Linked DNA regions of Mus musculus: region 2 is linked to region 1. The links are chromatin loops, found by intact Hi-C in ENCODE. Cell type or tissue: left cerebral cortex. All regions are shown on one strand. Each heading gives the region's core, and the rest is flanking DNA. Links, peaks and the distances in the headings are about the cores only.

The links. Hi-C counts contacts between places; a loop is a spot of excess contacts. Peaks named below come from ENCODE experiments on the same cell type or tissue, not always from the same donor. Only the 100,000 strongest peaks of a DNase experiment are listed, where the experiment ranks them.
Region 2: it touches region 1 in a loop (3-fold over the local background); 11 of 42 quality-filtered maps call a loop at or near these places.

What each region holds. Positions count from the first base shown.
Region 1 is chr1:58,649,311-58,654,683 of GRCm38, reverse strand. It overlaps the pseudogene Gm20257. Among named protein-coding and RNA genes, the nearest start is that of Flacc1, 44 kb to the left of the region's middle. In left cerebral cortex, for the core only: no CTCF peak of the experiment used is centred there; DNase peaks (open chromatin) are centred at 1,854, 2,051 and 2,834; H3K4me3 peaks cover 1,172 bases; H3K27ac peaks cover 774 bases.
Region 2 is chr1:58,710,596-58,715,968 of GRCm38, reverse strand. Cflar (CASP8 and FADD-like apoptosis regulator) reads right to left here and starts at 2,683. Exons shown (of 10, transcript NM_207653.6): 1 at 2,310-2,683. In left cerebral cortex, for the core only: a CTCF peak has its summit at 2,715; DNase peaks (open chromatin) are centred at 3,379, 3,562, 4,284, 4,454 and 2 more places; H3K4me3 peaks cover 3,466 bases; H3K27ac peaks cover 3,422 bases.

The DNA of each region.
Region 1 (5,373 bases), core at 68-5,067:
ACTGGCTGTGCCCAGCATCTCACTGGTTGTGCCACCCACTGTCTCACTGGCTTTGCCACCCACCATCTCACTGGCTTTGCCACCCACTGTCTCACTTGCTGTGTCCACCCTCCCTCTGGCTGTGCCCACCACCTCACTGGCTGTGCCTGAGGTAGGTTCTCTAGTTCTGTCTCTCTCTCTGTCTCTAGTTCTGACATTTGCAGTTGAAAGTCACTGAATCAAGACTTCTCACCACTGTTCTGGCAACTCAGTTTTCTCAGAGCACACAGAGTTACTTTTGTGTACTTGGAATCTCTGCTGGTTACAAGAAACCAGAGTTCCAATGGAGGAGCTAGAGAAAGTACCCAAGGAGCTAAAGGGATCTGCAACCCTATAGGTGGAGCAACATTATGAACTAACCAGTACCCCGGAGCTCTTGACTCTAGCTGCATATGTATCAAAAGATGGCCTAGTCGGCCATCACTGGAAAGAGAGGCCATTGGACGCGCAAACTTTATATGCCCCAGTACAGGGGAACGCCAGGGCCAAAAAGGGGGAGTGGGTGGGTAGGGGAGTGGGGGTGGGTGGCTATAGGGGACTTTTGGTATAGCATTGGAAATGTAAATGAGCTAAATACCTAATAAAAAATGGAAAAAAAAAAAAAAAGAAACCAGAGTTCCTATCAGATTTGCTTTCCTTCTCTGTTAACCTATGTGTTCCTCCATGTTTCCCATGTTGCCATTTGGACCTCACAAATGCCTCCCTTTCTTCCCCCAGTACTCTCTGCCTAAATCAGCATTGCTCCTACAGGAACATCCACAGATTTCTACCAAAATGTAGGCAAGTAAAGGCTAAACATTTCCCATAGCTACTTCCCCACCTCTGACACCAGCTGTCTGAGCAATCTTGTGGAGCAACCTCTTCATCAATCTGCATAGCTGACATGGATCCTGTAGGACTCAGGGTCTGTGTTACAAAATGAAAGCACTGCAATGGTGTTCCTGTCTACTCTCCACATGCCATGGGAAATTCTCACTCTTCAGACACCAGACGATAAGACAGAGATGTAAAAGGAGCCCGTAGAAGGGCTCCTCATTGTTCAGCTATCAGCCGGGTGTAAGTGGGAGGGAACCTGAAGTATGGAGCCCTAATTTAACTGGAGATGAACCATATGCCATAGGGCTATCATCCCACACTTGTGGCTTCTTAAGCAGGTCAAATTAGTAGAGACATACAGATCCCCTGCTCTTCAGTATGGTCACAGTTTGCAAAGAAGATTCAAGGCTAGATAGCAATTAGAGGATTTCTTTCCTAATTTTTAAAAATTATATTTACTTATGCACACAGGCACATGACATGGTTCACATGTGGTGGTCATAGGACAATTTAAAGGAGTTGGTCTTCTCCACCATATAGGTCCCTGGGTATTTAACTCATGTTATAAGACTTGGAACCAAGTGCCTTTACCCAGTGAGCCATCTTGACAGCTCTAAAACATGCCTTCTGACAAAGCTGGTAATGGACAGTTCAACTCCAGGAAATGAGTAATTCTCTAGATGTTTTGTGCTTGACTAATTGTGGCTCGGCCAGCAAAGTTAATCTTTAGTTTTCCGACAGGAACACAGGAATGCTCCCCCTTGGGGGTTTATGGGTGCTCCCTCCAGTCCTCAATGCAGTCACGACAGCTCCGGGGTGCCTTAGGGTCATTAAGGGTTACTTCCCCGAAGATCCCATCGCCTGAACACACCAGGCCCCCATGGGCTGGGGAGTTGATGCCACCTGTGGTCGCCCTGAGCCCTGGTTCTTACCCAGCCAGCAAAGCCAGTAAAGAAAGGAGCTACAGTCCTCCGCGCCCTCCCGGGCTCCGCCCGCCATCCCCTGTGTGCCTTCGCGGCACTCACAGCGACCTCCGGGGCCGGGCAAGTATGCGCACGGCACAGTGGCCGGGGACTTAGGGTCCCGGGCTCGCGCAGCGTCGCGAGTAGCGCTCCGGTTACACCCCGCAGGTCACCTACCTGTCTGCCCCTAAGTGGCCGCTTGAGAGGCTCAGGTCTCAGAGACTTCGCTGCGTGCCTTAGGCTCCCCAAAATGGAGACGCCCAGAAACCGAAAGCAGACGTGGCAGCAGGCGCAGCATCTCTGAGCCCTGGCTGGCATCCTGGGCCAGGCTTTAGCAAAGACAAAGGTCCTCTGAGCAGTCAGCATGGCAGCAGAAAAGCGTTCTCTCCAGACCCTTACTTGACTTCATAAAGACAAAAAAAAAAAAAAAAAAAAAGTCTTTGGCTAGATATGTATCCCACTTTTAAATACAGAAAAACACAAGTAAAATAGCAAATATCTTTATTTCTACTGAAAAAATATAAAAGCAAAATTCTAGGCCTTTAGGCCAAGGCTTGGGAATGTGATCTCTGTGACTCAATGCTCCAAGGTATGCTAATCATAAAACAGCGACATTCCTCTACCCACCCGCTTCCTGGGTTCAAAGAGTGTTCATTCAAAGAATGTGCTATTGTTAGGGGCTCCTAGAAATTGTCTTGAGAGATAACCGGAACAATTACCAGGTATTCCTTGTGACTCTTGTGGCTTTGCACTTCCTTGTGATTCTTAACTGGTATCTTTGGTATTTTCCAACAACGCCCTCCCCACTTCCTTGAGTTGTGGTTTCTTCCTTTAAATGCCCCCTTACCCAGCTACTCGGGGCACCATGGTCCTCTACCCCTGTGTGGTGTATGACCGTGGGCCTGAGAGCGCTCTTGAATTAAAAGTCCTCTTGCAGTTTGCAGTAAGACCGTTTCTCGTGAGTGATTTGGGGTGTCACCTCTCCTGAGTCAGAACGTGTGGGAGTCCTCACGTTGTGGGTCTTTCACTACCACTCTGAACATGTGGGCTTCCTTTCTTATCCGGTGGAGTCGCCCCAGTGGGAGGAGACAAAGTGTCAATACATTTTCTGTGTTACTCTCTTGCATGGGCCTGTCCTGGAGAGTGGTTAATATACATAGCGACACTCCCCTGGAGAAAACTGATTTTCCCTTACCCAGCAGCTATCAGTTGCACCTAGCTTTTCGGTTAGGGGCAGGGCTCTGTCCACTTCCTTGCCTCAGTGCTGGGATTTTGTCCGGTGTGAGCCTGTGCGAGTCTTGTGTGTATTAGCAAAGCCTCCGTGGATTCATATGTGCATTAACATTAGTTCAGTTGTGTCAAGAAGAATTTCCTTGGGGTTATCCACTCTCTCTGTCTCTTCCAGGCTTCCCACCTTCTCTTGTGCATAGATCCCTGAGCCTTGAGTGGAGGGTGTGATAAACACATTCCATCTAGATCTGAGTGCTCCAAAGTCTCTTCCTCACTACACTGTCTAGTTGTGGGTCTCTGGTAATTCCCGTCTACTACAAGAACTTCTCTGACCAGGGGTGAGTGAGGCACTGAACTATGGTTATGGGAATCCATCATTAGAGGTCTGCTTATTACTTTGTTCTTTTAGTAGAATAACAGGAGGCGGTTTTCCCCCTGGTTTCAGGTTCTTGGCCACTTTAACAGTGTCATATATGAGATGCATCTCCTGGAGTGGGCCTTAAACCTGATTTTTTAAAAAGTGGTCGTTCCTTCCATAACATTTATGTCACTATTGCACAGGGTATACCTTGCAGGCAAGTCACAGTTGTATGTCACAGGGTATTAAGGTCAAAATTATTTAGGATCTTGAGTTTTGTCTCATTCCGTCTCATTCTTAAATCTAAATACCACTCAAAAAATTACCATTTGATTTACTTTTTAACAAAGCAAGTGAAAGAACTCAGTGGGGAAACCCCCACTCAGTTCCCAATTCGGCGTGCACCCAAGAATCACGAATAGAACACAACACCTTGATGTAACAACAAGAGGTTTTTTAATGGCGGAGCTCCGGGTCGAAACGTATCTCACACAACAGGAGACAGTGGATTCGACCACGAGGCTTGGAAGCTAGGGGTTTTTATAGAAAAGGAGTGGGGCTGGGGGAGGAATTGGCGCGGTTTCACATGATTGGCCCATTTAAACATCAGCAGCCTGTAACATTTAACTTAGGTCAAAGGGGTGGGAGCTAGGGAGGCGATGGGCCTGCCCGGGCATGTCCTGGTCTGTTCTGCTATGTTCTCAGCCCCAGGTTTCAAAGCTCACAAACAACTCTTTGGGCTATTTAACATACATTACATGAATTACAGTTTTATTTCCTTTCATTCCCCTCTTCTTCTGTTTAGACTAATTCTAATCATAGAATTTTAGAGATTGGTGTCCCCTAACTCTTCATCTACCTGAACTATAAGTTGATATTGCCTTTGAAGAACCATGAGTTTTACTGTATCAATTTTACTCTGGATGAAAGCCATTCCTCTATTTATTATACAAGGGCCGAAAACTAAAGCTAAGCATATCATAAGGATTGGTCCGGCTACAGCGGAAATTAAAGAAGTTATCCAAGATGGTCGCGATTCAAACCACGACTCAAACCACCCCCGTTGAGCATCCCGTTCCTGTTTCCTTCGCTCTAATCTTTCTCTCAGTTTCTGCATAGAGTCTCTAACTATTTCTGTATGATCTGCATAGAAGCAGCACTCTTCTTTAAGGGCAGCACACAGTCCTCTTTCCTTTAGGAACAACAAATCAAGACCTCTCCTGTTCTGTAAAACTACCTCAGACAGGGAGGTCAAAGATTTTTTTAAAGCGTCAATGGACTTCTCTATTGTCGCTAGGTCTTCATTGACAGCATCTCTCAAAGACTGAATTCCCTGTCTTCCTTCTATCAAAGCTGACACTCCCGTCCCCACTCCTACTGCCATACCTATTTCCATGAATGCAGCCAGGGTTAAAGTAATTGGTTCTCTTTTTGACCGCCGCCCAGCATAGCTTTCTTCTAAACTGGATGCAGGGTGATAATATATGCGGGGTAACAGCTGGATCATGACACAAAAATCATGAGATGAATTAAAAACCTTAGTTGATACACAGGGAGTAAGTCCTGTATTGCAAGCCCACCATCCAACTGGGGAAGGTACAAGATAGTAATTAGCTTCCGTTCTGGACACAGACTGAATTTGTCCGCATAGGTGTTTGTGAGTGGAAGGTGGGGTACCTATACAGAGACCTGGATTCCTCGCGGATACTTCAGTCAGGGTCAGTTTTTGTCCTGTACCCCAAGAGCAGGAAGTATGGCTGCTGGTTCTGTTGAAATCTCCATTGAAGTCGATTCCTTCATAATAAGGCGGACCCGAGGACAGGCATAGCCAGCAGTCCTCAGTAGCGCTTGGATCAGTTCTGTTAAGGGCATAAAAGGCTCCTCTCACTAGGTTAAACATCCTCTGTCTTGAAGGAATCGCGGGGGTAATAGTTAGAGGTACCTGAGGAGTGGGAGGTTGGGTGATAG
Region 2 (5,373 bases), core at 247-5,246, 61 kb before region 1:
TTTGATGGACCCCCTCCGTAACACCTAGAGGTGTTTGAGCAAGATATCTGTAAAGTGCCTACCTTTTAAACAAAGATCTAACTTTTAAAAAATGCTTTTCAGTCAAGCATGGCAGTGTGTACCCATAACTAAGGTAACAGAGAGGACCAGGAGTTCAAGGTTGGCCCAGGCTCCAGGAGACTCAGTCTCAAACAAAACCAAAAACTAAAGCTACAAGAGAAAAAAAGTATTTTTTAAAAGATCACAGAAATATAAGGCAAAGGGGGACTTTTAAACATGGAACATTTCACAGGTCCATGAAGCTCTGGTTCCCACTTGTAAAACAAGATCTTTGAAGGAAGTCACTTACTTCAAAGCACACTAAACCTTGAAAGTAGTTAAAGCAAGTGGAGTTTTCAATCACACTGAAAAACTGAGGTGGGCTGGAGAGATGGCTCATCGGTTAAGAGCACTGACTGCTCTTCTTCTAGAGGTCCTGAGTTCAATTCCCAGCAACCACATGGTGGCTCACAACCATCTGTAATGGGATCTAATGCCCTCTTCTGGTGTGTCTGAAGACAGCTACATTTTATTCACATACATCAAATAAACAAATAAGTAAATAAAAACTGAGGTATTAAATGTAGATCAAAAACTGTGAAAGACCTGGGTGCAGGAGCTCATGTCAGTAATCTTCGCGCTTGGGAAGCTGAGGAGGATTTGGAGAATTCAAGGCCAATCTGTGCTGCGTGGTGAGTTGCAAACCAGCCTGGGCTATAGTGAAGTGCTGTCTTCAAAATCAGAAGATACAGCCGGGTGTGGTGGCGCACGCCTTTAGTCCCAGCACTTGGGAGGCAGAGGCAGGCGGATTTCTGAGTTTGAGGCCAGCCTGGTCTACAGAGTGAGTTCCAGGACAGCCAGGCCTACACAGAGAAACCCTGTCTCGAAAAAAAAACAAAAAACAAACAAAAAAATCAGAAGATACCACAGTCTTCTTCAACTGAAGAGTTCAATGCAGAACACAGTCTCGAATAAGTGGTAAATCTGATACCGAGTTGGCAGAACTTAATTCTTTCAATGTGTTCAACCAAAGAAACCCCAGAAAGAGGAAAATAATGAAGCTAAGATTTGTTGTTGTTGTCTTTGTTGTTGTTGTTGTTGTTGTTGTTTTCTGGCATTAAATGGACAAAGAAAAAGTGGCTATGAGTACAGATCATCGAATGAGCATAAATATAGAATAAGGTACAAAGAGCAGAAAGAGTTCAATTTTACCTAGAAAGACAAGGGCACACAGACAGACAGACACACACACACACACAGTCTTTTTCTTTCAATAGTGACACAAAGGAAGAAATTGTTCCCCAAAGCTAAGAATTGAAGAGGGAGGAGAAAGAAAGAAAAAAAAAGAGCCAATGAAACAAATCCAAGTGGCCACTGCACAAGATGGGGAAGGAGGGGAAACTAGGATGGAAACAGAAAAACAACACCACAAACATCTGTTCTGAAAGACTGTTTGGAGAAAGAATACGAAAAGGAGCTGGATGGCTGGGGCCAAGGGAAGATTCCCAATTTTTTTAAAGGCAACCAAAAGACTGTATTTGAGTACACCAATGTATGTGACTAGAACCAGCCACCTCTGGCTGTCGCTAGGGAATGGACTCGTGGGAGGTGGGGGCAGTGTCTGTATTTACTTTGCAGGTATATTTTATTTATATTATAACTTGCCTGAAAGGTTTTGGATATTAAAATGCAATGCAAAATAAGAAGTAAAATCCTTAGTAAGGAGCAAGACAGCTGCCCCAGGTGGGGTGTCAAGTCTTCCCAGAGGTGAAGGTCAGCTAGGGCGTCATAACACAGGTAGTGCTTCTTGTTTCTGAGATTTAAGAGAAATAATGCTTTGAGTATAGGAAGGCCCTGGGCCAAACCCTCACTGCCTCACTCTTGGCCAGCAGGCTTCTTGCCAGGATAAGCTGTCCTTGAGCTTTGTCCAGGCAGCCTCTACGCTGGGATTATAGAAACAAACAAAAAACACCCAAGTACCTTGTTCGAAATTTCACGCCATCCAGAGTCACACACTAAATTAACAAGGAGGCATTTGAGTCCAGTAACAAGTTTAATTTAATAAGTCTTTGGCTCTCTTCAAGAAAGACTTGGATTTGAATGTGCCACAAGTCTGGAGGTGCTGTGAGTGGATCCCCAAAAAGCACAGAAGGAACCAAGAGTGGAAGATAGGAAACGAACACTTTCCTACATTAATCAGGAGTCAGCTCTCCAACTTCCCAAGTCCCTTTGGGAACTGCAAGAATAGGAGGGGTTCTGGGATTACTCACACCGGGCGGTCGCCGGCCCATCCCACTCAACAACGGCTTTGTCGCCTGTCTTCGCTGGAGACCACCAGAAAACTGGATCGAACGAGACACTGGAAAGAACACAGAGAGGAGCAGACTCTTCAGTAGGCGTCCAGGAAAGTTAGCCTGCGGAGCTGGCCCAAGCTGCTAGCCAGGTGACGCGCCCAGCGAGCCCAACAGGTTCAGGAATGAGATGCGACCGCTCTCTCCCAGCGATAAGGACGTCCCCAGAGTACTCTTGCGGGGGCAGAATCGCGAGTGTGAGCAAAGAGAAGGGCTCCGAGAAGATGAGAATGGCCGCCATTTCACCAAAACTGAATCGAGGCCATTGCTGAATTCCACAATCCTAACAAGAGGGCGGAGGAAAGTTACAGGAAGCCAGAGAGGAAGCCAACTTCCGCCTCTAGGGGCGAAACTGACCAGTCAAGGCTCAAAAAAAAAAAAAAAAAAAAAAAAAAGAAAGAAAACCCCAAAGACCGCACATACCCCAAATCCCGCCCCCCATGCTACTTCTCTGAAGGAAGGAAACACCCCACTTCCCACCCACCCACCCCCCACCCGGGTTTCTCGCAGCTTGGGAAACTAGGTTAGCAAGTGGTGACTTGCTAAAGAATTAAATGTCATCAAAAACAATGTACAACATAAAACTTCTGGAAAAATCCATTGAAGCTGAGTGTGGTGGTGTACGCCCAGCTTTGGGGGCGGGCGGGGGTGGGGTCGGCTGCTGAGAGAAGATTTTAGCGGTCAAATCGCTTGCTTACCCAAAGCCTCCACCTCCGCGCCCCACCCCGCCCCCCACCCCCCACCCCCCCCCCACTCCCCCCCCCCGCTCCAGCTGCCAAGTGAGGTCTCTGCCTTCAGAAACCCTGTGCTCTGGACATTGGTCACTGAATACACACAGTACCTAAGTGTCATCCCAGCTGGTTGGAATAAAGACTTTCAATAGGCTATGAACTTTGGCTACGTGGTTATCTCTGGTGGACTCCCAGGAACAGTGACTAATAGCGACATACTCTCTAATCCTAGTAATCCAATCAGGAGGCAGACACAGGTGGATCTCTGCACAGTCTAGGGCAGCCTGGGCTACACAGTGAGTTTAAGGAGAGCCAGGGCTGTATAGAGAATAGAGTCCTGTCTCAGAATACCAAAAAATAAAATAAAAAAATAATTTGCTTACAAACCAAGCTTGTTTGTGATACCAGAGAGCTGAGCTTTCTGCTTTGTTCAGAACCTTTTGTAAACTAGGAGGTCGACCTTTTATCTAAAATCTCTTCTTAGGTTTTAAATTTTAGATCATCCCTATTGGTCAAGGCCTGACATATGACACTCCCTTCTGGCCCCACCCCTTTTACTGTTAAAAAATTTTTTTTCGAAGGTTACCTGAACCCGGAGGATTTAATTAGACTCCTTGAATTTACTTCCAGCGAACTTGTCCACCAAAAGAGAGAGAGAGAGAGAGAGAGAGAGAGAGAGGGAGGGAGAGAGAGAGAGAGAGAGAGAGAGAGAGAGAGAGAGAGAGAGAGAACCAACTTTTCGAAAGGAAAGCTGGAAACTGGACAGTTCAACTCCAGGAAATGAGTAATTCTCTAGATGTTTTGTGCTTGACTAATTGTGGCTCGGCCAGCAAAGTTAATCTTTAGTTTTCCGACAGGAACACAGGAATGCTCCCCCTTGGGGGTTTATGGGTGCTCCCTCCAGTCCTCAATGCAGTCACTACAGCTCCGGGGTGCCTTAGGGTCATTAAGGGTCACTTCCCTGAAGATCCCATCCCCTGAACACACCAGGCCTCCTTGAACTGGGAGTTGTTGCCACCTGTGGTCGCCCTGAGCCCTGGTTCTTACCCAGCCAGCAAAGCCAGTAAAGGAGCTACAGTCCTCCGCGCCCTCCCGGGCTCCGCCCGCCATCCCCTGTGCGCCAGCGCCGGCGCCGGACTCGTAGCGACCTCCTTGCCGGGCTAGAACGCGCACGGCACAGCGGCCCGGGACTTAGGGTCCCAGGCTCGCGCAGCGTCGCGAGTAGCGCGCCAGTTACACCGCGCAGGTCACGTACCTGTCCGGCCCTAAGTGGCCGCTTGAGAGGCTCAGGTCTCAGAGACTTCGCTGCGTGCTTTAGGGTCCGCAAAATGGAGACGCCCAGAAACCGAAAGCAGACGTGGCAGCAGGCGCAGCGTCTCTGAGCCCTGGCTCGCATCCTGGGCCGGGTTTTTAGCAAAGACAAAGGTCTTCCGAGCAGTCAGCATAGAGGCCGAAAAGCATTCTCTCCAGACCCTTACTTGACTTTATAAAGACAAAAAAAAGTCTTTGGCTAGATACACTTTTAAATACAGAAAAACACAAATAAAATAACAAATATCTTTATTTCTACCAGTCTGAACATGTAGGCTTCCTTTTTTATCCGGTGGAGCCGCTCCAGTGGAAGGAGACAAAGTATCAACACATTTTCTGTGTTACTCTCTTGGAGGCCTTGTGGTGGAAGAGGACAGGAAGCAAAGGAGAGAATCAGCTCTACAAGTTGTCCCCTGATAACCACGCGTGTGCCAGGGCATGTGTGCCCACACACATAAACATAATAAAATTAAAACTAAGCCTTTAGCCTTTAAGCCTCGATCTAAATTACACTTTAAAACTTGTTACTTAAGGACTGGAGCAGGTGGTACAACTAGTAAATATTTTTCCCTGCTCCCAAAGACTGATGACTTGTAAAAGTAAAAAGAAAGAAAAAAAAAAAAAAAACCACACCCACACAGGTAGCCTCCGTGTGTGCGATGCTGTACGCATGTCAATGCAGATATGGAACACACAAAATAATAAAGGAAAAGTGTAAACCATGTAACTCAGCTACAGAATATATATCCCATAAAATAATAGGACACAGCTGTCCCCGGCAGAGCCTGTAACCATACTCGGGTATGTCTTACTCTTTCCCAGAGCATTTCTCTACTAACCTCTAGTCTTACAACCCATGGTAAAAATGTCGTTTAACCTCAGCCTCTCAATAGGATTCTAGGATTCTAGGCCTGTGTTCACCAGACCCAGCTCAAACTCTT